2 separate regions of the Homo sapiens genome follow, and region 1 is linked to region 2. A link is an interaction called in ENCODE POLR2A ChIA-PET data of the cell type or tissue named here. Cell type or tissue: Panc1. All regions are shown on one strand. Links, peaks and the distances in the headings refer to the core of each region. The heading gives the core; the rest is flanking DNA.

Evidence for each region. ChIA-PET counts read pairs that join two places held together with the same protein. Peaks named below come from ENCODE experiments on the same cell type or tissue, not always from the same donor. Only the 100,000 strongest peaks of a DNase experiment are listed, where the experiment ranks them.
Region 1: POLR2A ChIA-PET joins it to region 2 with 19 read pairs; 2 of 35 experiments call an interaction of 5 or more read pairs at or near these places.

What each region holds. Positions count from the first base shown.
Region 1 is chr16:13,095,610-13,103,949 of GRCh38, forward strand. All of the region lies in intron 2 of SHISA9 (shisa family member 9), which reads left to right. Among named protein-coding and RNA genes, the nearest start is that of SHISA9, 200 kb to the left of the region's middle. RefSeq lists an enhancer at 6,126-6,656. In Panc1, for the core only: no CTCF peak of the experiment used is centred there; no DNase peak of the experiment used is centred there.
Region 2 is chr16:12,953,999-12,962,338 of GRCh38, forward strand. All of the region lies in intron 2 of SHISA9 (shisa family member 9), which reads left to right. It overlaps LOC105371092 (a long non-coding RNA gene), which reads right to left and starts at 3,510. Exons shown (of 3, transcript XR_001752088.3): 1 at 3,382-3,510. In Panc1, for the core only: no CTCF peak of the experiment used is centred there; no DNase peak of the experiment used is centred there.

The sequences.
Region 1 (8,340 bases), core at 81-8,080, 140 kb after region 2:
AACTGAATTCTAGCTGTGGGTTTCCAAGTATGGGAGGATAGCACATTCATTCAACAAACACTGCACAACGAGTTCCATAAAGGCAGGGGCTGTTGACAATCTTTTCTCACCAGTGTACTCTCAGCATTTCACATACTATCAGGCACCTTGTGAATACTCGATAAATAGTGAATGGGTTTATACAGCAAGGCAATCAACTCTAGCGCAATGGCTCTCAAACTTGAGCGAGCATGCATCAGGATCACTTGGAGAGCTTTTTAAAGCACAGATTGTTGGCCAGTTTGCCTAGAATTTCCAAGTCCTTATGTCTGGGGCAGGGCCCGAGAATTTCCAGTTGTAGTAAGTTCCCAGGTGATGCTGTTGCTGCTGGTCCAAGGGCCATATTTTGAGAACCACTACTTTGGTGGTCAAGAGTGAAAGCCCTGGAGTCAAGAATACTTGAGTTTGAATCCCTGCTTCACTGGGTATTAGCTGGTTAACGATGAACAAGTCACTTAACTCCTTTAAGCCTCTATTTCTATGTCTATGAAGCGCAGATAATCATATGTATGTCATAGGATGATTAAGAGGATTAAATGAGATTGACTTAAAATTTTCAGTGTAGGCCTTGTTTATAGTAGACACTCAATACACAGAAGGTAGCTGGATTATGTACTGAGCATGTACTTTGGCAAGGCCCTCATCTACCCTTAGGTAGCTCATTTACCCAAGCCTTGCGACACAGAATGCAGAGACAAACGCCATATCATCTCTGCCCTCAAGAAGCTTATAGATTAGTGGGGAAGCCAAGTGGTTAAAGCAATAATCATTTACCATGTGTTAAATGTAGGCTCTTGTGGGGCACAGAGGGAGGCATTCAACCTAGCTGGGGCTGGGGGCTCAGGGAAGGATCCTGATGCAAGACTCATGCTGAAGCTGAATCTTAAGTGTAGAGAAGATGGGGAAGGTTGATATAGGCAGAGAAAATGTTTGAGTAGAATTGGAAGGGCCCATTTGGTGGCCTTGTAGTTATCCAAAAGCCTTTCACGGTGCCCAAATCTTACTATGAGTAACTTCTTGGAGTCAAGGCAGAGTCTATCTTGGAAGTTTAATTCATTGAACCTTTATTAGATGTAGACTTTCTTACTCGCTCAGTTCCACCTTCTTGGACTTTTGATGTTTCGTGAACATCTAAAGCTTGTTCTCACCCCAGCCTTTTGGATGTGCTATTTTTTCAACTGGGAGCTCTCTCTTCCCTGAGACTTACTCATGGATGGCTCCTCTTCTTGTCACCTGCTCAGACAGGCCATTCTCTGACGCCTATTTTAGAGTGACCCCTCTGTTCCCTACACTATATTCCTACTGGGCTCCATTTCTCTTCAGGGCACATCTCACTCTCTCAAGTCACATATTTATTTACTCATTTATTTTCTCTCTCCCCAACTAGAAGTGCAGCTCCATGAAGACAGGGACTGTGTCTGGCTTAAGGGCTTAGGTATATAATCAACACTTGATAAGTGTTTGTTGAATGACTGTTGAGTAATACTAAATGGGTGAATGAGTGAATCCCTATACAGAACCCCACAATGGTCCTTGGAGACTACCTAGTTTCTCTCCTTCATGTTACATTGGGAGGAATTGAGGCCCAGGGAAGGGAAGGGAATTTCCCAAAGCCACACAGGGAGTTGATGTTAGATCTGGCCTTAAACCCAGGACCCTTGACCCTTGGAATAGTGCTCTCAGGTCATCTACCCAAGTGGACAGCAGGCACTTTATGGGATGAGCCATCACGCGGTGGAATGCCCGACATCATAGTGGCATTGTCTGATCAGTATTTTTTTTTTTTTGAGTGGGGTTTTGCTTTGCCCCTCAGGCTGGAGTACAATGATGCTATCACTCAAGTGATAGCTCAAGTGATCCCCCTGCCTCAGTCTCCCAAGTAGCTAGGACTACAGGTTTGTGCCATCATGCCCAGCTATTTCAAAATAAATTATTTTTAGAGATGGGGTCTTACTATGTTATCCAGGCTGGGCTTGAACTCCTGGCTTCAAGTGATTCTCCTGCCTTGGCCTCCCAAAGTGCTGGAATGACAGGTGGGAGTCACCATGCCTGGCCTGATCATGCAGTCTTTAGTAGCTTTGACTTTGGCGGAAGTGTCATTCCTATATAGAGTGCAGCTTAATAGCACTGGGTGATGGGGAGTGGACAGGAATGAGTTTTAGAAGTAAGTACAGTAAAATGTCATGATAGACAGCATCCTACTTCACCAGGTTGTCCTGGCCAATGGTGAAAATCCTGTGATTCTGAGTTAGAGCAAACAAGCTAGTAGTCATAGTAGTACTAATTCTAGCCCTAGTACTAATGAGAATACAGTCAACATTAACTGAGCACTTACTATGTGTGAACCACTGTGTCGGGTGCTTTATGTATGCACAATCTTTCAACAGCCTGTTAATTTGGCACCACTGTTACCACCCCATTTCGCAGAAGAAACGGAGGGTCAGAGAGATGAAGTCACCTGTCCCAGGTTTTGGACCAGGGTTAGTTGACTCCAGAGTACCTGCTCTTAATGTTGATAAGGCATGTAAATCCTGGGATCAGATCCTGGCTATGACACTTAGGGCCTCAGGCAAGCAACAACTTCTTTGAACTTTGGTTTCCTCATCCATAGAAATGGAGCAAAAATACACTCCCTGCTGGATTGCCACGAATCCCATTCAGGGATTCACTGTGGCCTTTATTGCATCCATAAATGCCAGCTCTTACAGTTAATGGCTCCTCTTCTTTTCTTTAATTCTATTTCAGTATTAGGTGTTCTGTGTTACCATATACCCATTAAGATCCCAGCAACCCAGGGAGTCACCACTTTTCTCAGTCTTGCTGGCCCTGTGTTTTCCCTCTTGCCTTTGGAATTTCTGAATCTTGTTCTCTGCAAGTGAGAAAGGGGGGAGGTTCTCTTTGTAAAACCCATGAGCCACTTTCAGGCTACAATAAGACAGGAAGGAGGCCTGGAGAAAGTGACTTCTGGAATCAACCCAAAGGACTTGAGTGGTTTCTGGAGGCTGCAGGAGGCAGGATGTCCAAAGATTCCTCCTTAAGGAGCAACTGCAGGCTCCCATCCACTCTGTGCATGTGGCTGTTGCTGCCTCCAGGAACGGAACTCAGAGTTGAGTCAGATGAAATTGCAAAAAGGCTGGGTGGTTCTGGACTCAGAGAGGCTCCCAGCTCTGTTGAATCTGGCTCAATCTCTTCCTAGATCTGCGGTCTTGGGCAACCCCCTTTGTCTCTCTGAGATTTGGTTTCTTCATCTGCAAAATGGGCTGGTTGTGAAGAGTAAATAAAGGGATGAGTCATTAGTTAAAAGAAAAGGATTGTATACAGGTGGGGCTGACATTAAAAGCTGCTGAATTTATTCAACAAATATTTATTGAATACTAAATGCCTGTGGGGCACTGTTCTAGATCTGGCATTGGCAAGCTATGGCCTTCAGGCCAAATCCAGCTGCTGCCTGTTTTTGCAAATAACGTTTTGCTGCAACACATCCATGTCAATTCACTGACCGATCATCTATGGCTGATGCTGCTACAACAGAAGTGAGTAGTTGTGACAATGACAGGCTCACAAGCTTACAATATGTAGTCTCTGGCACTTTACAGAAAAAGTTGCTGATCCCTAATTGAAGTGATGGGAAAAAATGAACAACACACACACACATCTCTGATGGGACTTTCCTGGAGCAGGAAGACAGATAATAAGCAAAGTAAAATATAACTAAACTAGATAATATATAAGAAGGTAGCAAGCACAAGGGAGAATAATAAAACAAGGGTGGGGGACAAAGAATGCTGGGGAGAGGGTAGAATTGTAGTTCTGAGCAGGCTGAGAGTAGAATTGTGGTTCTGGGCCAACATCACTAAGAAGATGCCATTTCAGCCTTGACTTGATGGGGTGGAGGGAGTGGGCAGTGAGGATATCGGGAAGTGTTCCAAGCAGAGGGACCAGCAACTGCAAAGGCCCTGAGGCAGGAGTGTGCTCTGTGCCTCCTAAAATCAGTGAAGAGTGTAGCATGGCTGGACCCCGATGGGCAGCGGGGACGGGGTTGGTGGGGGCAGAAGCAGGAGATAAGAATCTTCCTTTTAGGCTCAGCCAGTTGTCTCAGACCTCATGGCAATTCTGTACACTGCCTTTTTCTCTGAGTGGGTTAGAAACCACTTCCAGTGTTGACCCAAGAAGTAATGTGATCAGAGTTATACTTTACAAATCCCAGGGGCCTCCAGGGGAGCTGGAGAAAAATCCAGGAGATTAGAGAGCCTAGGAGGCTCCCTGTTGACCTCTGAGCCTTTTGTCCCTGAATATTTCCTTTTACACCTTAGGCAGGCATCAAGAATCCAGACACCGACAGGAGCCAGGCTGGATGGGACTCAGCAGGAGGTCTGGGGACTGTAGCAAAGTGAGGGACACACGGCCCTTTCAGGAGACCACTCTTTACCTCCAGCCAGTGGCTGTTATGTAGGAATGTCAGCTCAGTGTCACCATAGCTGATTCCTCAAGAGAACTCAGAGATGCAGATTTTAACATATAATTGTGCTGCATTGATCTATGGATTAGTAATTCAACTTGTCTTTTTAAACACCACTCAGAACAAAACATATTTGCAGTACCTTTTTGGCAAGCATACACCCAGTTTACTGAATACAAGGATTTGGGCTTTGTTTTATTTTATTTTATTTATTTTTTTGAGTAGGTCAATTGGGACCTGGCATTAGAAAATTGTTGTTTGTAATCATGTGCCCAGGTGAATGAGTGAATCCCAGATATGCACCAGAACACACACAGGAGGACTCTGTGGTGCCCTGCATAGCCCTCGGGCTGGTGTAGCAGGTTGCACAGGACTTGGGTCTGAATGTCCCTTTTTGCTCCTATTACCTTGTGGGTATAGCTTGTACAGGAATGACAGCTCATTCATATTCTGGGGCTGGCAATGTGCTCAGGACTGTCCAAGAGATTGAGAAGTTGACTCCTTGTTCGGGGCCTCCAGAAGTGTGCACTCCAGGAGAAAGGATAGCATAAGCTGTCCTTAAAAACAGAGAAATACTACTCTCTGCTTCTACGAGTTTGGCTATTTATTTATTTATTGAGATGAGGTTTCGCTCTTGTTGCCCAGGCTGGAGTGCAGTGATGTGATCTTGGTTCACTGCAACCTCTGCCTCTCCGGTTCAAGGGATTCTCCTGCCTCAGCCTCCCAAGTAGCTGGGATTACAGGCATGAGCCACCACGCCTGGCTAATTTTGTATTTTTAGTAGAGACGGGGTTTTGCCATGTTGGTCAAACTCCTGACCTCAGGTGATCTGCCCACCTCGGTCTCCCGAAGTGCTGGGATTACAGGCTTGAGCCACTGTGCTCACCCCGAGTTTGGCTATTTTAGATTCCATATCTAGGTGGAATTCATGCAACGTTTGTCTTTCCATGCCTGGCTTATTTCTCTTAGTATCACGCCTTTCAGGTGTGTCTATGTTTCCGGGGCTGTGGGGAGAGGGAAGTGGGGAGATATTGACCAGGTTTCACTTGTGCAAGATGAATGAGCTCTGGAGATCTAATGTACAGCCATGTGACCATTGCTAACAATACTGTACTGTATACTTGAGATTTGTCAAGATGGTAGGTGTTAAGTGTTCTCACACGAAGAAACAAAAGGAAATGGTAACTATGTAAGATGACAGATGTGTTAATTAGCTTTATTGTATCGATTATGTCACAATGAATATATATATCAAAACATCAAGTGGTATACCCTAAATATATACAATTTTAATTTTTCAATCATAACTCATTAAGTCTGGAATACAGAAATATATACTGGAAACAAACATACATATGAAAACCCAACAGAGAAATACTGGTTAGTGCCAGGTAACCAAACTGAAGGCGTCAGGCCAATCTGGCCAACAATCATGTTGTGTTTGGGTTGATGGTCTTATTTAAAAAAATGTTTTAAGCTAGTTGCTGGCTTTTGAAAATCAAAATATTTCACACTGTTCCTTTGCATATATACCCAGAAGTGGGATTGCTGTATCATATAGTAGTTTTATTTCTAATTTTTTGAGGGACCTCCATACTGTTTTCCATAGTAGCTGTACTAATTTCTATTCCTACCAACAGTGGATAAGGGTTCCCTTTTCTCCACATCCTCGCCAATACTTGCTATCGTTTGTCTTTTTGATAATACCCATTCCAACAGGTGTGAAGGGATAGGCACAATTATTATTCATCAATTAAAACTAAATAAATAAATAAAATGGAGGAAAAAGGACTTCACACTAAATTCCAGATGTGAGCTTCTCTTGATGCAAAGCATCAGGAGACTCTGGCCATGCCAGGCCTGAATTCCTGCATGGATGATTGGGTAATGCTGAGAATGGCTGCCTCTTGCAGGTGCAGGTGTGTGCTCCCTACTCACCCAGCAGTTTACTTTACTTATTTACATTCCCCGACTGTCCCCTCCCTCCCTGAGGCTTTTGAGTTTGCATCCCTTGAAGTTGGGGCTACTAATCTGAGGAAGGCTCACCTGGGGTTGTGTCCTGTCTACGAGAACCGACATGCTCAACCCTAGGACTAGAATGCCATGTGTTCTCTCTGATCAATGATCAGTTATGATTGTGCTACCTGTTGCATTTCTAAACACCTAGCACTGTGCACCAGCTCAACATCCAGGTCACAGGATAGAGCAGCCTTCAGATGAAATTACAAACAGATATAGGGCTGCTATTCTGGTAGAATTCTGAACTGTCCCATGGGTTCCAGAGGTTGACTTTCTTCTCTTCCAGGTCCTTCTGTCCTCACCGCGTGGCCCAGGAGGTCTCTTTCTCTAAGGGTGAACTCCGTGGCCACTGATGCTATTCTGGAACACTGAGAGGCAAGGGAGAGAACAGACTTTCCCTTTGTCCCATCTGATGTCCTAATGTAGCCTTCTTGGGCAACTTTATCACACAGCAAAGTCAGGGTTGCAGCTGGGACTCTGGGAACATTTCATCCATGATGTCATAATTGATTTTCCTCCTTTTGTCCTCCCTCTAGACTCCCCTCTCCTTCCCCACACCATCCCTGTTTCTCTGCCGCTATAATGCTTCACTGCTTCCCCTAGACGGTTGGGGAGAATTCACTCTCCATGACTTGTTTTGTCCCTGTTAATCCCCAATCAATATGTGGCACCCAATGTAGTCGCTGTTCCGGGAAAAATAACTATTATTCTGCCTAGGCCAAGAGTCATCTTAATTTAAAAGGATAAATTGCTCACTCAACTTCCAGACTTTTCATTCAGAAGGGAGACAAGTTCATGGGTTGGCAGAGGGAGGCGGCACTTCCTCATAGGCTATGCATATAGAAATACTCTTCTTATCCTTTCAAAAACTTTTGTTTATATTTTTTACTGAAGGTTGTGCCAATCTCTTTGAACACATTTTCTCTAGTCCTCTCAACAGCCTGAGAGTAGTTGATTCATTTATAACTTGAGGAAACTGAGGCAAAGAGATAACAAGACTTATCCAAAGTCATTTAACTTGTCAGTAGCAGAGCTGGGATTGAATTTAGTGTGTCAGACTCCAAAGCTCATGCTGTATATTGAAGAAAACACTCTTCCGGAACTTCACACCCCAGAGTTTCATTCTTGTCTATCTCCTGGGGCGAGCTGAAAGCCCCCTTCTCAAAGATCTTCTCCTGGCATGAGTTTCATGATTTATCTTTCTCCAGCAAGCCTGATTTATAGAGTTTTAGTTATACATAGAGGGAAATGATTATGTTTCTGAGATGAATTATTGCACATTTGAGGTCACAGAGTGTCCTTAATGTCCCATGAGCAGGTGAGTGGAAAGACCAGGGGCTAATGAATGGGAAGAAAGCCAGGGACACAGGTGTTTGCAGAGCCACAAGAATCTCAGGTGAGACTCAGCTCAGCTCTTGAACACAGTAACCCAACCTGCCTAGGCCTCTCAGTCTGTGAGTAAGATGAAGTCACAGTAACAGGAATTGTGCACATTTTCTGGCTCTTATCTTCATTCACATATACAGGACTTCTGCCCATGCAAAGCTTTCCTCTCTTCTGTCTGATAATTCTTGTGGTGGGGTTATTTCACCCTTGCTTTCAGCTGACTGCATTCATCTCATAGTGTCCACCATGTTTTTTCTTCCATGTTGGCCTCATTGTCAACGTTTGTATCTTGAGATGCTCTTGAGGGTGCCATGGGCCACCATGTCATAGGCTTTGTGTCCAGATGCTTACGAAGGTGCTAACTCTAAAGATTTCCAGAGCATTGGAAAGAAGTCATCTCTCCCCCATTCTGGGATATACGCCACTCTCCAAGCTCC
Region 2 (8,340 bases), core at 163-8,162:
AACCTGTGGGGATTACAATTTGAGATGAGATTTGGGTGGAGACACAGAGTCAAACCATAACAAGGAATTAACAGCCAAGTCCACTCAGCAGAAGTGGCGAGATGATTTAAGACTTGAAGGACGAGTTTGCAGGAAGACAATGTTGGACTGAAGATGTGGAAAATGAGGAAATAGGCCTCAGGAAGGGCATGGCTGAGCAGCAGGAATAGCCTGTGCAAAGGCGTAGAGATGTGGTGTGCCCAGGGAAGTAGAAGTGTCTAAACATGGCATAGGGAGCATGTGGGCAAATAACAACTTATGAAACAGCAAATGTGGGCAGAATTTAGACAGAAACATGGGCATACAGAACTCAGATTTTATCTTGAGGGCCATGGGGAACCACTGAATGACTTTAAATAAAGGGTGATATGTTTGGATTTGTGTGGTTGGAGGATTACATGGGGAATCATGTGCATGTGGTTGGAAGATTACATGGGGAACAGTGTGTGTGTGGAGGGTTTGATGGAGGACAGGTTATTCCCTCAGTGCCTCTTGACACCTTCCATGTGGCCTAGTAGAAATAGAACTTTTTCCTTGGTTCTTAGACATTTTAATGAATAATAATGGCAGCTAATTCTTAGGAACATATTAAGGGCTAAATAGATTTTATGCTATTTTATATTTTTACCTTATTTAATCCTAAAATATATTCTGTGGAATAAATACTACTATCATTTTTATTTTACAGATTAGGAAACAGTTGTAGAGGGTACATGGCACATCTTGAGTTACACAGCCATTAACCAGTGAAACGGGGATTACAGCCTGGGGATCTGAATTCCAAAGGCCAGAGTATTAAGCAGTATGCTATTATCACTCATCTTTCTATGTGCACATGTGTTATTTCCATATCCAGAGGGCACAGCATGCATAAATGCATTTATTGGGCATCTACTATGCACTCGGTATGTGATGGACAGTTCCACACAATATTATTTGTGTTATTCCCTCACAATAGCCTGGTACAGGGTTATCTCCTTTTAATAGATGACAAAACTGAAGCCAGGAGGTGTGCATTGCTGTTTTTTTTTTATTCTTGCCTAGTGTTTCCATTGATTTCTCCCTGAGAGTTTTGTAAGCCTCCTTCTACATCTTTAACTACTTTTATTTCCTGTGGGATTGTCTCTGCTGTCCCTGACAAAGGCTCTAGACAATGGGCATGTCAGGACTGGCTGGATTCCACCAATTCCCAGACACAAGTATTTTTTCTCCTCCATAGTTTGGTTCACTTAATGGCCATTGCTTCCTCATTTTCTTGCCAAGTGACCCCTCCAACCAATGGCCTCCTCTCTAGGCTGGTTGGTGATCAACACACCCTAGAGAATAACCAGCACATTCAGTCTCTGGGCAGATGTGCCTCTGAGTGTGTTTCCCACTGGGGTAGAGTGGAAGGTTGTATTCCTAGAGACAAACTCATGTCCCAAAGACCTTGAGTTTGCTTTTTCTCAAGGTGCCATGAGTTATTTATTTATTATAGGCCAAAAAAAAAAATGTGAGCATGGTACTGGTACAAAAATAGATACACAGATCAATAGAACAAATAGAGAACCCAGAAATAAAGCCACATACCTACAGTCAACTTATCTTCAACAAAGTAAAAAAAAAAAAAACAATGGGGAAAGGACAGCCTTTTAAATAAATGGTACTGGGAGAATTGGCTAGCCATATGCAGAAAAATAAAACTGACATCTAAACTCTCACCATATGCAAAAATTAACTCAAGATGAATTAAGGGCTTAAATCTAAGACCTGGACCTATAAAAATCCTAGAAGAAAACCTAGGGAAAACTCTTCTGGACATTAGCCTAAGTGAATAATTTATGATGAAGACCCAAAAAGCCAATGCAACAAAACAAAAAATAGAGAAATGAGACTTACTTTAATTAAAAAGTTTTTGCAGAGCAAAATAAATAATCAACAGAGTACACAGACAACCTACAGAATGGGAGAAAATATTTGTAAATTGTGCCTCCGACAAAAGAGTAATATCAAGAATCTAGAAGTAACTAAAACAACTCAACAAGAAACAAACAACCCCGTTAAAAACTGGGCAAAGGGCGTGACAGACATTTCTCAAAAGAAGAAATACAAGTAGCCAATAAGCACTAATCATTAGAGAAATGTGAATTAAAGCCACACTGAGCTACGCCTTACACCTGTCAGAATGGCTATTACTAAAAATCAGAAAACAACAGATGTTGGCATGGATGTGGAGAAAAGGGAATGTTTATACACTGTTGGTGAGAATGTAAATTAGTTTAACCCTTATGAGAAACAGTATAGAGATATCTCAAAGAATTAAAAATAGAACTACCATTTGACCCAGCAATAACACCATTTTTATTTGCCTGAAAGGAAAGAAATAATTATATAAAAAATACATCTGCATTCATGTTTATTTCAGCACTACTCATAATAGCAATCATGGAACCAACCTAAGTGTCCCTTAATGGTTGATTGGATAAAGAAAATGTGGTATGTATACACTGTGGACTGCTATGCAGCCATAAAAAGAATGAAATCATGTCCTTTGCAGCAACATGTATGCAGCTGGAGGCCATTTGTCCCAAGTGAATTAACTCAGAAACGGAAAATCAAATATCATGTTCTCACTTGTAAGTGGGAGGTAAACAATGGGTAGACATGGTCATAAAGATGGCAATAATAGACACTGGGGACTCCAAAAGAGGGGAGAATGGGAGGGAGCTGAGCTTTGAAAAATTACCTATTGGGTAAAGTGTGCAGTATTTGGGTGATGGGTACACTAGAAGCCCAATCTCCACCATTACACAAAATACCTATATACCCCCCAAATCTAAAGTTAAAAAAATGTGTATTTGTGCATTATTTTTCAGTTTTAGATATATATGAAACCTAGATAAAGTTATAGATATATGTTTATTAACAATAATGTATATATATTCATCACCAAATATTTAATGTTTAGATAAACTGAAAGAATAAATGAAAAATAACCTTTACTCTTATCACCTACAGATAAACACAGGTATCATTTTGGAGAGTATTCATCTACTCTCTTCTCCCTCCTTCCCTCCTTCCCTCTCCCTTACAAAATGAAATCATATTGTATTAATAAATGCTGCTTTGTCATTGGTGACTCCCTTTCACAGCTCAGCAGAGGCACCTTGACATTCTTCTCTAGCAATGTCTTTCAAACTTCTTTTAGCCTCTTTTGAACCCTTTCTACAAGCATAGGGCTTGGAAACATAATTTATAACTGATTTTCTTAGTCTGCTTGGGCTGTGTCTTCATCAGTTCAGGCTGCCATAATAAAATACCATAGAGTGGGTGGCTTATAAACAACAGACATTTGTTTCTCACGATTCCGGAGGCTGGAAGTCTGAGATCAGGGTGCCAGCGTGGTTGGGTTCTGGTGAGTGTCCTCTTCTGGGCTGCAGACTGCTAACTTCTCTGTGTCCTCACATGGCAGGGAGCAGAGAGGGAAGTAACCTTTACCAGAACTCTTATAAGGACACTAATCCCATTCACAAATGCTTCACACCTTTATGACATCATCTAATCCTAATTACCTCCCAAAGGCACCATGTTCTAATAGGATCACATTGAGGGGTAGGATTTCAACATATGAATTTGGGGGGAGGTACATAAACATTCAGTCTATGACAGGCTTCTATAACAAAATACTATAAACTAAGAGGGTTAAACAACAAGCGTATTTTTTTGTTTTCTTCTCACAGTTCTTGAGGCTGGAAGTCCAAGATCAAGGTGCTGGGTTTGAATTTCCTAGTGAGGGCTCTCTTCCTGGCTTGCAGATGGCCACCTTCTCGCTGTGTCCTTACATGATCCAGAGACAGAGAGAGCTCTGGTCTTTTTCTATTCTTGTAAAGACACTGATACCAGCAAGGGGGCTCGACTTTCAAGACCTTATTTAAGCCTAATGACCTCCCCAAGATTCCACCTCCAAATACCATCGCAATGGGGATGAGGGCTTCAATATATGAATTTGGTGGTGCACATTCAGTTCATAACACAGATAAAAGCAGTTTAATTGGTTGAAGCAGAGGTAGAGGAAACAAAATGCTGTCTAGTTGCTACACTCTTTTGCCCAAATGGGCCCCGACATCACTTCTGTGAATCTCCTGTAGGCTTCCAAGGAGCATTGTTTGCAAAACCGTTATCATCTGACAATATCTTAAAGGTAGTGCGGTATTCCATTGCATGGATGTACACCATGGATTTATCTAGTTTCTATTGTTGGACATCTAGGTTGCTTTCCATTTTTCATCATTATAAACAAAATTCTAATGGACATCCTTGTACTTCCAACCTTGTGTGCACCTGTGATTGTTTCTCTCAGATAAAGTCTTAGAAGTAAAAATCTCTTTTGATTCCTGGCTTGTGGAAATTTCCCCCTGAAGCCCAAATCTCTGCTTTGGCATGCCAGGAGGAAATTTGCCCAGAGTGTGGGCCTCAGTTCAGAGTGGGTATGTGCTGGACACAATATGTCTTCATAATAGATGGCCTGGTGTTGGACTGCTGAGTCATGCTCTGTTGTCAGGACAGCAACAGACTTTCCCCTGGGTCTGGGCTGGCAAGACTGGTGCTTATGATGCTGTCTTATATTTGCAATAGGCTTTTACAGTTTTCAAAGCCCTTTTCATCTGTTGTTCCACAGTCACTACATGAGGTCAGCTGGGAAGATATGAATGTATCTTTAAAAGCATACTGAAGTTCAAAGAGGTTAGAAGACTTTCCTGAAATTATGTATCTAGTAAATGGCAGTACTCTGTACTAGTCAGCTATTATGGCAATAATGCTGCATAACAAATACTCCCCCCACCCCCAGGTCTCAGCACGTTACATCAACAAACAGTATTTTTCTTTCTCCCATGAGAGTTGGGTCTGAGGGTTGGCCATGATTTAGCTGATCCCAGCTGGGCCAGTGTGGCTGGTATAGGGGGCAATGGGTATGATGACACAAGACAATGTCAGAAAGGAAGCCTTGGGCAAAACCTTAAAGGCCATGGTACAGAGCTGGAATCTTATATTGCAATGGGAAACCATTGGAGGATTTTCCATAGAGGAGTGACATGACCTGATTTGTGTTTTAAGAGCCTGTTTGGATTTGTTTGTTCAATGCTGTATTTTCTGTGCCTGGTTAATCATAGATGCTCCATAAATATTTTACTGGATTAATAATGAACCTGATTCCAAAAAAAGGAATGGAATGCAAGACTAGAGGCATTGGATATATGTCCAGCCTCTGCAGGGTGCTGGTTAAGCTGGTTAGCTTCAGTAGGAAAGATCCATTAGCTAATTTATTTATTCATTTCACTCACTGAGAAAACATTTGCTAGGTGCTTCCTCTGGGGTATCCACATCAGCAGAGGAAAAGCTAGGGAAGGCTATGACTTTGCAAACTCTGTAGAAACCTCTGATGGAATCACCCCTCTACTGTCCACTGTAGTCCTCTTTCGAGGAAAAGAAAAAACTCAGGGCAGCTGGAGAAAAAACAGAGCTCAGACTCGAGAAAAAACAGAGCTCAGACTTGAGACACGGGCTTCCCTCTATAGGGGTCAAAAACCAGGGCGGAGAGAGATAACCATTGTTAGAACTTGAACCTCCTTAACTCATCATTTCATTCAGCTCCATTGTGTAGAAGGGGAAACTGAGGCCCCTAGGGTGGGGGTTGAACTGCCATGCTCGAGATGACCCAGCAAATGAGTGGCAGAGCCAAGTAGAGCCCAGACCTTCAACCTTCTATTCCTGGGGCTCTTTGCACAGCTCTGCCCTGCTGCCCTCGCCTTTCAGCCAACAGTTTCCGCACTCTACATATGAGTTTGGGGGAGGAACATAATACTGTTTATTTTGAATTGAAATGCTTTTTAAAAAATTAATAACCAGCCACACAAAGATAGTTTACATTTAAAATTAGATGTTAAAGTGCAAAGGTTTCCTTCAGGAATAGGAATTATGTCTTCTAATTATATAGTATTTGGAACTACGCATTTCCTTTGAAGAAATGCCTTATAAATAGGTCAAAACAGCCTTCACGTTTCTTATGTGTTTACTTGCGTGGTGTGCTCATTTGGCGTTTGGCCCTGATATCATGCAGCCTTGAACCCTGGTTACATTTTCTTGTGTAAAGGAATTATCTCCACTTAGACTGCAAACAAGATTTTCCTACTTGTCATTCTTTTTCCCTCCGTCACAATGTCTAGCGTAGTGCCAGGTACAGGCAATTTGCAAATATCCATTTAAAAAATTATTTTATTATTTTTTTTAAGTTCCAGGGTACATGTGCAGGATGTGCAGGTTTGTTATGTGGGTAAATGTGTGCCATTGTCAAAGATTTAGAACTGGAAATACCATTTGACCCAGCAATCCCGTTAGTGGATATTTACTCAAAGGAATAGAAATCACCCTATTCTAAAGATACGTGCACACATATGTTCATTGCAGCAATATTCACAATAGCAAAGACATGGAATCAACCCAAATGCCCATCAATGATAGACTAGATAAAGAAAATGTGGTACATATACACCATGGAATACTATGCAGCCATAAAAGGGAATGAGATCATGTCCTTTGCAGGGACATGGACGGAGCTGGAAGTCATTATCCTCAGCAAACTAACTCAGGAACAGAAAACCGCACATCATGTGTTCTCACTTTTAAGTGGGAGCTAATATCCATTCTAATTTCCTTTTCATCTCCTCCCCTCACCTGTCCTCCCTTTTCTTCCAGTTCCGTCCTCTTCCCTCCTCTCCAACCCTCTCTCTCCCTCTCATCCTTCTTCCCTATCTCAGCCCTGTTTTCCTTTCCTTCCAGGAACATTTTGGTAATGTGCCAAGCGCTTTATAGGCTTTGGGGACTCAGTGATGAATTAAAGTGAACACGTTTCCTGCTCTCACAAGGCTTTGAGTCTATTTTGGGAGTGGTGGGGGGCAGACACTAAACAGCTAGCAGTGCAATCATTTGTGTAATTATATCTGTAACATGTGGGGGGGATGATGAAAGGAGAGTGTGGAATGAGGGAATTTGGTCAGGGGTCAGGGGTCAGGGGACGTTTTCCTGGGGAATCCAGGCTTTAGCTGAGACCCGGAGGATGAGTGGGAATGACCAGCTGAAGGAAGGGAGACAGTGGAATAGCAACCCAGGCAGAGGGAACTGCATGGTGCAGGGACAACCTTGAGTGGGGAGTGGCCTAGGGCTTTGGAGGGATGGACAGGAGGCCAGAATGGTGGGAGCAGAGGTAGCGGAGTGGAACATGGAGAGGTGAACATAAACATCACACAAGGTCTCAGATGCCACGAGGAAGAGTCTGGTGTTTTTCTTGACGGCAATGGAGATCCATGGAAGGAATTTGAGCCAGAGAATAACACAGTCAGAATTCCATTTCTGGAAGGCCACTTGAGGCCAGAAGTGGAGGCGGTTCCATCAACACGGAGTGGATTAAATAAACCATATTACCTCCTCACAATGGCACGCTCTGCAGATGTAACAGAAAAAGGATGTGTCTGTATCCTGATGTGGAAAGGTCCCCAGAGCACCCCGGCCAAAACTGAGGAAGAGAACAGAGTTTTTCAGCTGAAGAAAGAAGGGGGAAGAAGGAGAAAGAAGGAGAACAGTGACCGCATCATATATTACAAAATGTTAGTGAACACAGAGCCCATTCCCCTGCCAAAAGCAACCCATAAATCAGCCCCAGAAGGCACAGGAGTTCAGTGCACTAGAAATTTCCCTCCAATCAGCTCTCTCCTGTGAACAGCGAGTTCCTTGCGACAAGTCAGGTTTCAGCTGAGCCCTGCAGATTGGGTGGCTGTCAGGTGTGATCACACACACCTGCTACAGCTGGCCTTTCTCTGCCAGGGAGTCACACCTTCCAGTCTTCCAGCATGACTGAGACTGAGAACCAAGTGGCCAGAACCTCGGGCCTGGTAAGAATAATTAAAATGGGATCAGTGTCTGTCCCTGTGGCGACGTCAACATCAGAGCTCCCAGCATGGAGGTCTCTGGCATGGCTGGACTTACTTGCTGAGGACTGGTGCTTGGCCCGTCTTGCCTGCACTGGCCTGGCTTACTCCAGTCGATGCGAAGGCACTGCTGTCCACTGCCTGGCCATCATGTGCTGGTGCTGTCTGTTGTCATTTCATACACATGATCTCAAATTCTCAAGACAACAGCCCTAGGAGGCAGGAAGGGGAAACTGAGACTCAGAGTGGTTCAAGGACTTGCACACAGACAGTGAGAGAGCCAGAGTCAGGGTTGACCCCAGGCCTTCAGGCTGCTGTCATTCTGGGTTTTCTGAGCTTC